2 separate regions of the Mus musculus genome follow, and region 1 is linked to region 2. Evidence: chromatin contacts called from ENCODE POLR2A ChIA-PET data. All regions are on one chromosome and are shown on one strand. Each heading gives the region's core, a stretch centred on a gene start or an enhancer-like site at or near the end of the contact. The rest is flanking DNA. Distances are from core to core; before and after follow the strand shown. Region 1 holds the start of Zfyve9 (zinc finger, FYVE domain containing 9). Region 2 holds the start of Cc2d1b (coiled-coil and C2 domain containing 1B).

Region 1 (4,282 bases), core at 1,439-3,938, 160 kb before region 2:
AGTAAACAAATATACAAGTGGATGAAGAGAAGCACTCCTGGCTTCACCCAAAGTTTAAAGAGCAAAGAAAATTCTACTAAAGATGATCCCAAACTTCCATGAAAACAGTCTTACAATATTGATTTTCTAAAGGATGTCAATTCTATAGACATGGAAGTGGGGAATTCTACAGGGGGGGGGCGTTAAGCTATACTTTAAAGTCATCGGAGAGTGGTGGAAATCAATGCAAACAGAAAGTGGCAGAATCAAGACAACTGACTTCGAGTTGAAGTGGTTTGAAACAGAAAGAGATCTTAGGCAGAAGAAAGGAGGCAGGTGAGAGATAGGTCAGGAGCTGAGAGTAAGATGAGGAAGCAGGAGGGGAAACAGTCTTGGATGAAATGGGAGCAGACAAAAGGAGACCTACTGTGGGTGCATGCATGCCTCCTGGGTAGTTGGTTCTCTCCTTCTATCTTGGGGTTCCAGAGATAAAACTCAGATCACTAGGTGTGGCCCTTTACCCACTGAGCCATCTGGCCAGCATATGACAGAACGATTTTAAGCAAGTTACTATCAAGCAGCTTCCCTCAGCAAGAGTTTGAATAGAAGGGAAGAACGTGTGAGGCAAGAAGAAACTGGTCCTGGGAACAAATGAATCATCTTCATGCTGTAGCTACACCCTAGACGTCCTGATTATTCACAAACAAATGTAGGTTTTCTGCAGTGGCAGTGAGCTTGGATTGGAAAGGACAGTGCCAATGTCATGTCAGGGAGCCAAACTGATGGAAATTAAAGGGCCCATGCTAAAGCACAAATGGTATCAATAGCAACTCACTCTAACAGTGTTCTCTTGTTACTGTAGAAAAGACTGCTATCAGACAGGAGACCCTAGGTTATAGGGACTCCTTGCGGCTTTTCTCTCGGTTGGATGCCCCTTGGTGGTGGTGCCGAAGTACTGAGTTCTTAGAGATGCTGTGAGGATGAATCACCATTTCCTCCGAGCTGGTTTCTGTCGTTACAAAAAGGGGATAGTGATTGTGTGTGTGTGTGTGTGTGTGTGTGTGTGTGTGTGTGTGTGTAATGTGACTCAGAGATAAGTGGCAAAGGCAGACTTGGGACTGTACAGGAACAGCTTTCATTGATGAGAAAAGAACTGCTAGGTTATATTTTTCTCTGGGTGGCTGCTCAATTATTACTTGAACAGCTCCTGGACTCCTTATGTAATTTCCCCATGTCTTGTTACTATTATCCCATAATCTAAGGTAAGGCAAGATTGCTTATAATATTTTATAATATTTTCATGCAGGAAAAATGTGCTGGTTCTATTTTGATATCTGCTGTGCTGTAGAATGTCAAAGGATCCAGTGTACTAGGTTCTCCTCTTCAGAGGAGGATGTTACATAAATGCACGAGTGAAATTCAGGGAAATTTCACTTAGACCAGGATGATGAGAATGACCTTTTGATAGGAACACACACACACACACACACACACACACACACACACACACGCGCACACGCACACACACACACACACACACACACACAGACACACACGAGCGGGGTTGGGGAGTGTGGTGGGATAAACACACACAGATGGGCACAATCTCCAGATTAAGAATGACTAAGTAAGTGTTAGGGTGTTCTGGAATTAACAAAAATTGGAACTATAGGCCCGTCCTTCCATCCCCAACCTTCACAACCAGCTAGGCAGGCAGGAGAAAACAGAGGTTCAAAAATATTACATAACTTGCCAGGGTCATAAAACTCTACATGATGTAACTGGAACCAGTGGCATCAGGATCTGCCTGACACCAAAGTCCTTGCTTGTTCCAGTATAGCTCCCAGAAACAAAACCAACCAACCAACCAACCAAACAAACACAGTATTTGGGAATTTGAGGGACCAGGGGATTTAAAATTTTTTTTTTCTTTTTCCTATTTCCCTTCTGACAGTCTTTAGTTGTGACGTTATGTTAGCATCCTAGAGGCTGGGCAAGATCAAACAGGAGGCATTTGTAAACAAAATGACTGCATAGCCTTTAATATAACCACAACAATTTCCTTCTTTCAGAGTTTTTATCTAGGATTTGATAAGGGGTGGGTGACCCAGAAGTGGTAGAGGTGGTGGCCAGGGTTAAGTTAGTAAAAGGATGAGTCTTTTCTTACCTTTAAGTTGTTTATCGGTTTCAGGACAACCCGTTGGTTATTCTCTTCTCTTTGTCAGCGTTTTTTAAATTTTGTTTTGTTTTGTTTGTTTGTTTTTTGTTTTCTCCCCCCTACTTTGTAGGTAAGGATAGGGTTTAAGGAATTCTATAGCACATTTCTGTAGTGAATCTGCACAGTAGCTCCAAAAAAGTTGAGGTCAAAGATGATTCCTTTATCTGCTTTGGGAAGGGATTGTGCATGTGCTTAGGAAAAGAAAAAAGGGATTTGTTCTGGGTCACGCTCCTTTCATACTGACGCACTGAGGGAATTAAAAGGGACCCCCTGTCTCCACGAGAAATGAACCGAGATTCCCTCACATTCCCGCTCTCGGAGACGAGTGACGAAAGCATTCACATACCTTCTTGGAGGGAAGAAAAAGGTGCTGGGGTCTGACGGGGGTGGGGTGTGGGGGGAGCCGACAGCTTCCGGCTCCCGGGAAGCCGCGTCAGGGGCGGGCCACGGGCCGCGGGCGGCGCAGGGCGCACGGGGCCCCGCCACCCCCAGGCCGCGCTGCCTCGCGTTCCCTGCCGCTCGTGCCCGGTGCGGCCGCCGCAGTCCCGGCGCCGTAGCGGGACGTGGGGTCCAGGGGGCGCTGTGGCCCAGCGGCGCGGGCGGCTGAAGCGGCCACCGCGGCGGCGCCCGAGGCTTCGCCGAGCCCGTCTGCCTGCATCGCCTCGGTTGTCCCGCCGTAAGCTGCGCCCCCGGCCGCGCTCGGCCGCGCTCGGCCGCGCTTTCCCGGACCCGCGTGGCTGAGGCGGCTGGAGGGGCGCTGGGCCTCAGTCCCGGCCGCTGAGACCGCAGCCCCCTCAGGAGTGCGAGGCTTCGCGGCGGAGCCCCGCTGAGGACGAGGCTCTCGGCTGAGTGACGACCCCCGGGCCATGGAGAGGCGGTGAGTGTGGCGCGCTGCGGTTCGGGGCTCGTCTGCTTGCGCCGCCCAGGGGTCCTGGCGCCAGCTATTGGGCCGGGCGGACGGAGCGTCCTGCCAGTGCGGCCGCCGCGGGCACCCCGGAGCTCTGGGGCCTCGGCCCTTTCTCCGTGGGTCCCCGGGAGATTGAAGGCGTGCGGGGGGCGACTAGGCCCCGAGTCGCCGGGAAGCCCTTAGCCGGGCCTGGGTTCCGGCGCGGCCGGGTACGTGAAGATCGGGCTGGCGGCCGCACCGGTGCCCTTCGCGTTTGTCCCGGGCGGGGCCGAGCGTGCCTTCCTTCCCAGGGCCCTTCGAGCACATCCCGGAGGGAGGCAGAGGACGCTTGTTTGCAAACAGCTTTGGCTTGCCTGCTCCGCGTACTGAGTCCTGCGGAGCCACCCCCTGGGTGGGGAGTGGTGAGTATTGAGGTGCAGAGAGTGCGGGGCACTCGGAGCCCCTGGTACTCCAGGAGTAGCATTCACGCCTCCCTTGCTGGAGACACAGCCTTTTGCGTCCTTTTTTGAGGTGAAATTTCATCACCTGCCGCTAGCTCATCCTTTCCTCCTTATGTTACATCTTGTCTCTGAGCGAGGTCTGCTTTGGAGAAAGCCCCATCCCATCTTTGCTATGCTAAGTTTCCTAGCTACTCACAGTTAAAAAAAGAAAAAAAAAATCTTTTAGGAAGATGTCTTTTCCACCTTTAGAGAGACAGGAAATGTTTTAATGCCCCAGTCCTTGGTACAAAAATGTTTTACTCAAATAGAGAACGGATGGCAAGAAGATTTTAAATCATACTAATTACCCTAATTGCAAGGACATGCCGAAAATGGGATATAAACTCAGTTGTACAAGAAAAATGATTTGTTTTGTTCTGGTAAGGATGTAAAAAAAAGTTAGTGATTGTAGTTTGACATTACACGTCAGATATTGGGTGCTTCTTGTTTATGATAAATGTGATTACAGGTTATTCTCATTTTTCTACTATATAGGACTTATATGTACATCTAGAACGTCAATGCATGAAAATATGTATATATAGTAGAAAATTTGGATACGCAGAGAGGTACTATATTGGCTTTCAATATGTACTTAATAACTGGAGAGAGATTACTAGTAATGTCATATGTTTTGATGGTCATTCAAAGTTTACAGTGAGAGTGTACTGATTTATAAAATTATTATTATATTTTGGA
Region 2 (4,520 bases), core at 746-3,245:
CTAACCCATCTTCCCCTTTCCACCTTATTTTCTATGTCCATTATTTTGACTACTCATAGTCAACCCAACCTTAACTGGTTCTGTTGCTGTTGTTATTGTTGTTTTGATTTTTCAGTTTTTTAAAATAAATGTGTATGATAGTTGTTCCCATATATATGTATGTACAGCATGTGGCTGCAGTGCCGATGGAGGCCAAAAGAGGGCGTTGGATCCCCTAGAACTGGAGGTGGCTGTGGTCGTAAGCCACTAAGTAGCAAGCAGCTCGCACTCTTAACCACTGAGCCATTTCTTTAGCCACAAATGTTTAGAGATCCATACTCCATGTGGACCCGGGGTGAAGGAGACCACATCCATACCTGCTTGGCAGTCTCAGCACCCTGGCCACTGGTCTTAGGGCCCTTCCGAGGTCTTGGCCCTGGCATCTTGGCAGGCTAGATACCTATCAGGTGTAAAGTTGAAGAGACTCAGACTGGAATAGATGATGATATATGGCCCCCAACAGTGGTACCCGTGGTTAGGGAACTTACTCCCACGGGCTAAAACACCACTTTATAATTAATAGCACAGAGGCAAGGAGAGGTAGGGGACGGAAGGCAGGGGACCACTGTCAACAGAGGGATATGGGGGGTGGGGGTGGAAACACAATTTCTGAACTGACTGGTGACCATGGAAGGCAGACTTATGGAAGCAATTTGAGGTACAATGGTTTGGAAAGGCTTTTAAAAGCAGTGCTGTCGCCGGGCGTGGTGGCACACGCCTTTAATCCCAGCACTCGGGAGGCAGAGGCAGGCGGATTTCTGAGTTCGAGGCCAGCCTGGTCTACAGAGTGAGTTCCAGGACAGGCTGTCTGTTCTGCAAATAATGTGTCTATTTACATTTAAATTAAAAATTCAGCTCCTCAGTCATACCAGACAGATTTCAAGTGCTCAGTAGGTGAATCTGATTAATGGGTACCACTGGGCAGCACAGGCATGGATCGTTCTCATCATCAGTTCCCGTGGGCACTCTGCACCTGATTCAGTATTCAGATCCTCTGAAAGGTGTCACAAGTGGTCAGCGGGTACTGTAGCACCACCTGTCCAGCACTGGAAGGAACTCATTTGCTCCTACCTCAGGCTTCAAGGAAACAGACCCATGGGCAGACAACGACCACAGAGCAGCTGCAGGGACAATGGGTGCAAGAGGCAGCCCCTTATCGAGGACATAGAAAAGACATCTAGGAGAGGACGATGCCTGTGCTGAGTCATGAAGTTTGCACACTGGGGAATAGCAGAACTCCAAGCAAATCAAACGAACTGACACCAGTTCTGAGGTGAGAACTGGCTTGGCCTACACAAGGAGAAGAAACGCCCAGCACCACGGAGGCATAAACCAAACCGTAAGGCTAGAAATGAAGGCATGAACTAGGGGAGAAAGAGAAACAGCTTTAAGGCTTTAAAGACACTTGGGCGTTAGACACTGGGAAGCATTATGGGTTGATGCAGAAGGTGCCCAGGGAAGTGGGAGATCATATAGGGCGGGAAACCTCAGCCCTGAGCATCTTGCAAATCTATGAAGAAGCGTGAGGTGGCGTGGGGATTAAGAAACAAGACACGATCCCGCGTCCGGAGCGGGAATCAACAGGGCTGCGAGGTTCCCTGGTGTGAGCGCACAGGCGTAAGCCACTCCAAGTGTCACATTTCGGACTGCAGTCAACAGCGAAGCGTCAGCCGGGGTGGGGTGCGGGAGTGAAGGAGCTCGGGAGAATGAGATGCTCCGCTGCCGCAGGCCGGTCGCGGCCCTCCCGATGCCAGGCTCCGCCCGGCCCGACCCAAGCCGCCTCTATCTCCCCGGCCGCCCCCAGAGTCCACACGCCGGGAAGCGGGCACGTGGCATACCTCGCGGCGGATCCGAACCAAAACCGGGCCTTCTCGAGCCCGGAACCGCCTAGCTTTCCGCGGCCCCCGGGCGGCCGCGGCGGAGACAGCCACAGGAAGCTCCCGCCCAGGAGGCGGTGGCAGGCGCCCGGCACGTGACACCACAGCCGGCGGGTCGCCGTGCGCATGTGCGCGGGGAAGCGGGCGGGGCGCGCCCACAGGTGACGCCGAGGGTGGGGCCGGCTGCGCGCAGGCATCTTGGAGCAGGTAACGCGATACCGGCTGGCGGCAGCGTCGTGAGGTGTGGCGTGCTGCGTCCTTCACCCACGGTAGGCGTGCCCCATTCCTGCCGTAGTTTCTCCGAGAGGCCTCTTACCTGGTTCTCTTCGCGCGCCCCGGCGCTTCCGCGTCCTACTGGCTACCAATAGGCAGCCGAGCCGCGTCCCTGTGCTGAGATCCTGGAGGATGCGGCTTCCTCCAGTCTGTGCAGCTTAGGCACGGAAAACCAGCTCTCTGGGAAATAGAGCTCCTTTCTAGTCAGAGGGCAGGACAAAACTTCAGATTAGAGGAACCAAAGCCCTCGATTAACTGAGGCCGGAGCATCCCTGCAAGCTGAAGGGTCGCCTCTACCTCAAGGAGTCCTGTTATATGGGGATTGATGGAACTGACCTGCAGATAGACCAAACCCCGAGATACCCCACACCACGTGCGTAGTCTCACTTCGTGGAGAGACTGCAGGCTTCAGTTCTGATAGATCAGTTCTGCAGCCCTCGTGGTGGCGCATGCATTAAATCTCAGCACTCGGGAGGCAGAGGCAGAGTCCTTTAGTTTGCCTGCAGCTGGTCTAGTTTAGGCCAGCCAGGGCTACATAGTAAGAACTCTGACTCATAAACTGCCTTACTAAGGCAACTTCCAGAAGTTGTCTTCTGACCCTACACAGATGCAGGCCTGCCTGCACTCCGACATTCAAATTAACACACACAAATAATACACAGTAGATAGTGATTCCTACAGCTTTGGGTTTTTTCATTTGATTGTTTTCAAGGTCACACAGACCCACCTGCCTCTACCTCCTGAGTGCTGGGCTTAAAGAGTGCACCACCACCACCTGGCTGGTTTGTTTGAAACTTTCGTGTACTCAATCCTGACCTTGAATTTGATTTGTAGTGAAGGATGACATGGAATTTGTGATCCTCCTGTCTGCATCTCCTAGTGCAGGCATTACACCTCTGGGACTTCTGAGGTGCTGTCGATGAGACACAGAGATTTGTTCCTGCTAGAAGCACCCTGCCAGTCCAGCTACCTCCCAGACCTAGTCATACCCGTGTATGTAAATTAACAGGAGATGTGGCCACTGACTTCATCTCCCATTCTGCAACAGTTCCTTTTCAGTGGGGATCTGTCCTCTTACTGGACTCTCACTCCGGCCTGCCACAGGCTCCCAGATCTTGTGTTTCCCACATAACAGACTCAAATGAGCCAGAGTATAATTTAGGAGATAGTTTATAATAATAGAACAAGGAGGGTTAAGAGTGGATAATGGCCAGAGGGACCAGTGCAGAAGGAAAAAAAAAAAAAAACTCACCACATGTAAGTGGATAATGGCAAAGAATCACCATTGTGCCAATTATGTCAAAATAAACTTTACACTGTTCTCTTTTTCTTTTTTTAAACAATGGGTATGCTAGCACAAGCCTTTTAAAAAATTAATTAATTAATTATATGTGAGTGCACTGTAGCTGTCTTCAGACACACCAGAAGAGGGCATTAGATCTCATTGCAGATGGTTGTGAGCCACCATGTGGTTGCTGAGATTTGAACTCAGGACTTTCGGAAGAGCAGTCAGTGCTCTTACCCGTTGAGCCATCTCTCCAGCCCTACACTGTTTTCTTACGTCTCTACACATAGTTTTCCTGGAGGCTATTGTCGTGCTCAGATGATAGAAAAATGGGTTTGGAGTTGTGCTTGTGAGCATGTTTTGTATGTCATGCTCATTTAGGACCTCGCATTTTCATCTGCAGCTTTCCATCCTCACCTTATTCCCTTGACATAAGGTCTCTCACTGAACTGGAAGCTGTTTCAGCTTAGTCTTGCTGATAGTGAGCTCTTGGAATCCCCAGTCGCTTCTCCCCAATGCTGGGGTTACAAACTCATGAAGTCATGCCCAGCTGTTATTTGTTTGTTGTTTTTTCTACCCCCCAAGAGCTGAGGACTGAGCCCAGGGCCTCTCACATACTGGGCAAGTGCTCTACCACTGAGCTAAATCCCCAACCTGTTTGTTGGTTTTAATGTGCTCTGTCTACATGTATACCTGCACACCAGAAGAGAACATCAGATCTCCCTCCTTTTAAATGTGTATGTATATATATAAAAGGGTGTGTGTGGGGGGGGGGGGACGGGGACGCACACCTTTAATCAGTACTTGGGAGGTGGAGGCATATGGATCTCTGAGTTTAAGGCCAGCCTGGTCTACAGAGAGAGTTCTAGGACAGCCAGGGCTATATAGAAAATCCCTGTCTCAAGAAAACTAACAATGTTAGTGTCTTGTGAGCTACCCTATGTGCTGAAGCATCTCTGCAGCCTCCGTTTTTGTTTTGTATTTTTATTTGTGTGTGTTTCTAAGTGTTTGGTCGCATTTATGTAAGCACCATATATTCGAAGTGC

What was found. ChIA-PET counts read pairs that join two places held with the same protein, here RNA polymerase II (POLR2A).
Region 1: POLR2A ChIA-PET joins it to region 2 with 13 read pairs in Patski. The contact joins the promoter of Zfyve9 here to the promoter of Cc2d1b in region 2. POLR2A ChIA-PET finds 5 or more read pairs at or near these places in 2 of 5 experiments (Patski and embryonic stem cell).

Annotation. Positions count from the first base shown.
Region 1 is chr4:108,779,245-108,783,526 of GRCm38, reverse strand. It overlaps Zfyve9 (zinc finger, FYVE domain containing 9), which reads left to right and starts at 2,688. Exons shown (of 19, transcript NM_001384118.1): 1 at 2,688-3,074.
Region 2 is chr4:108,617,431-108,621,950 of GRCm38, reverse strand. It overlaps Cc2d1b (coiled-coil and C2 domain containing 1B), which reads right to left and starts at 1,995. Exons shown (of 25, transcript NM_177045.3): 1 at 1,878-1,995; 2 at 357-439. The coding sequence starts at 422. Gm12743 (a long non-coding RNA gene) reads left to right here and starts at 2,096. Exons shown (of 3, transcript XR_003955254.1): 1 at 2,096-2,185.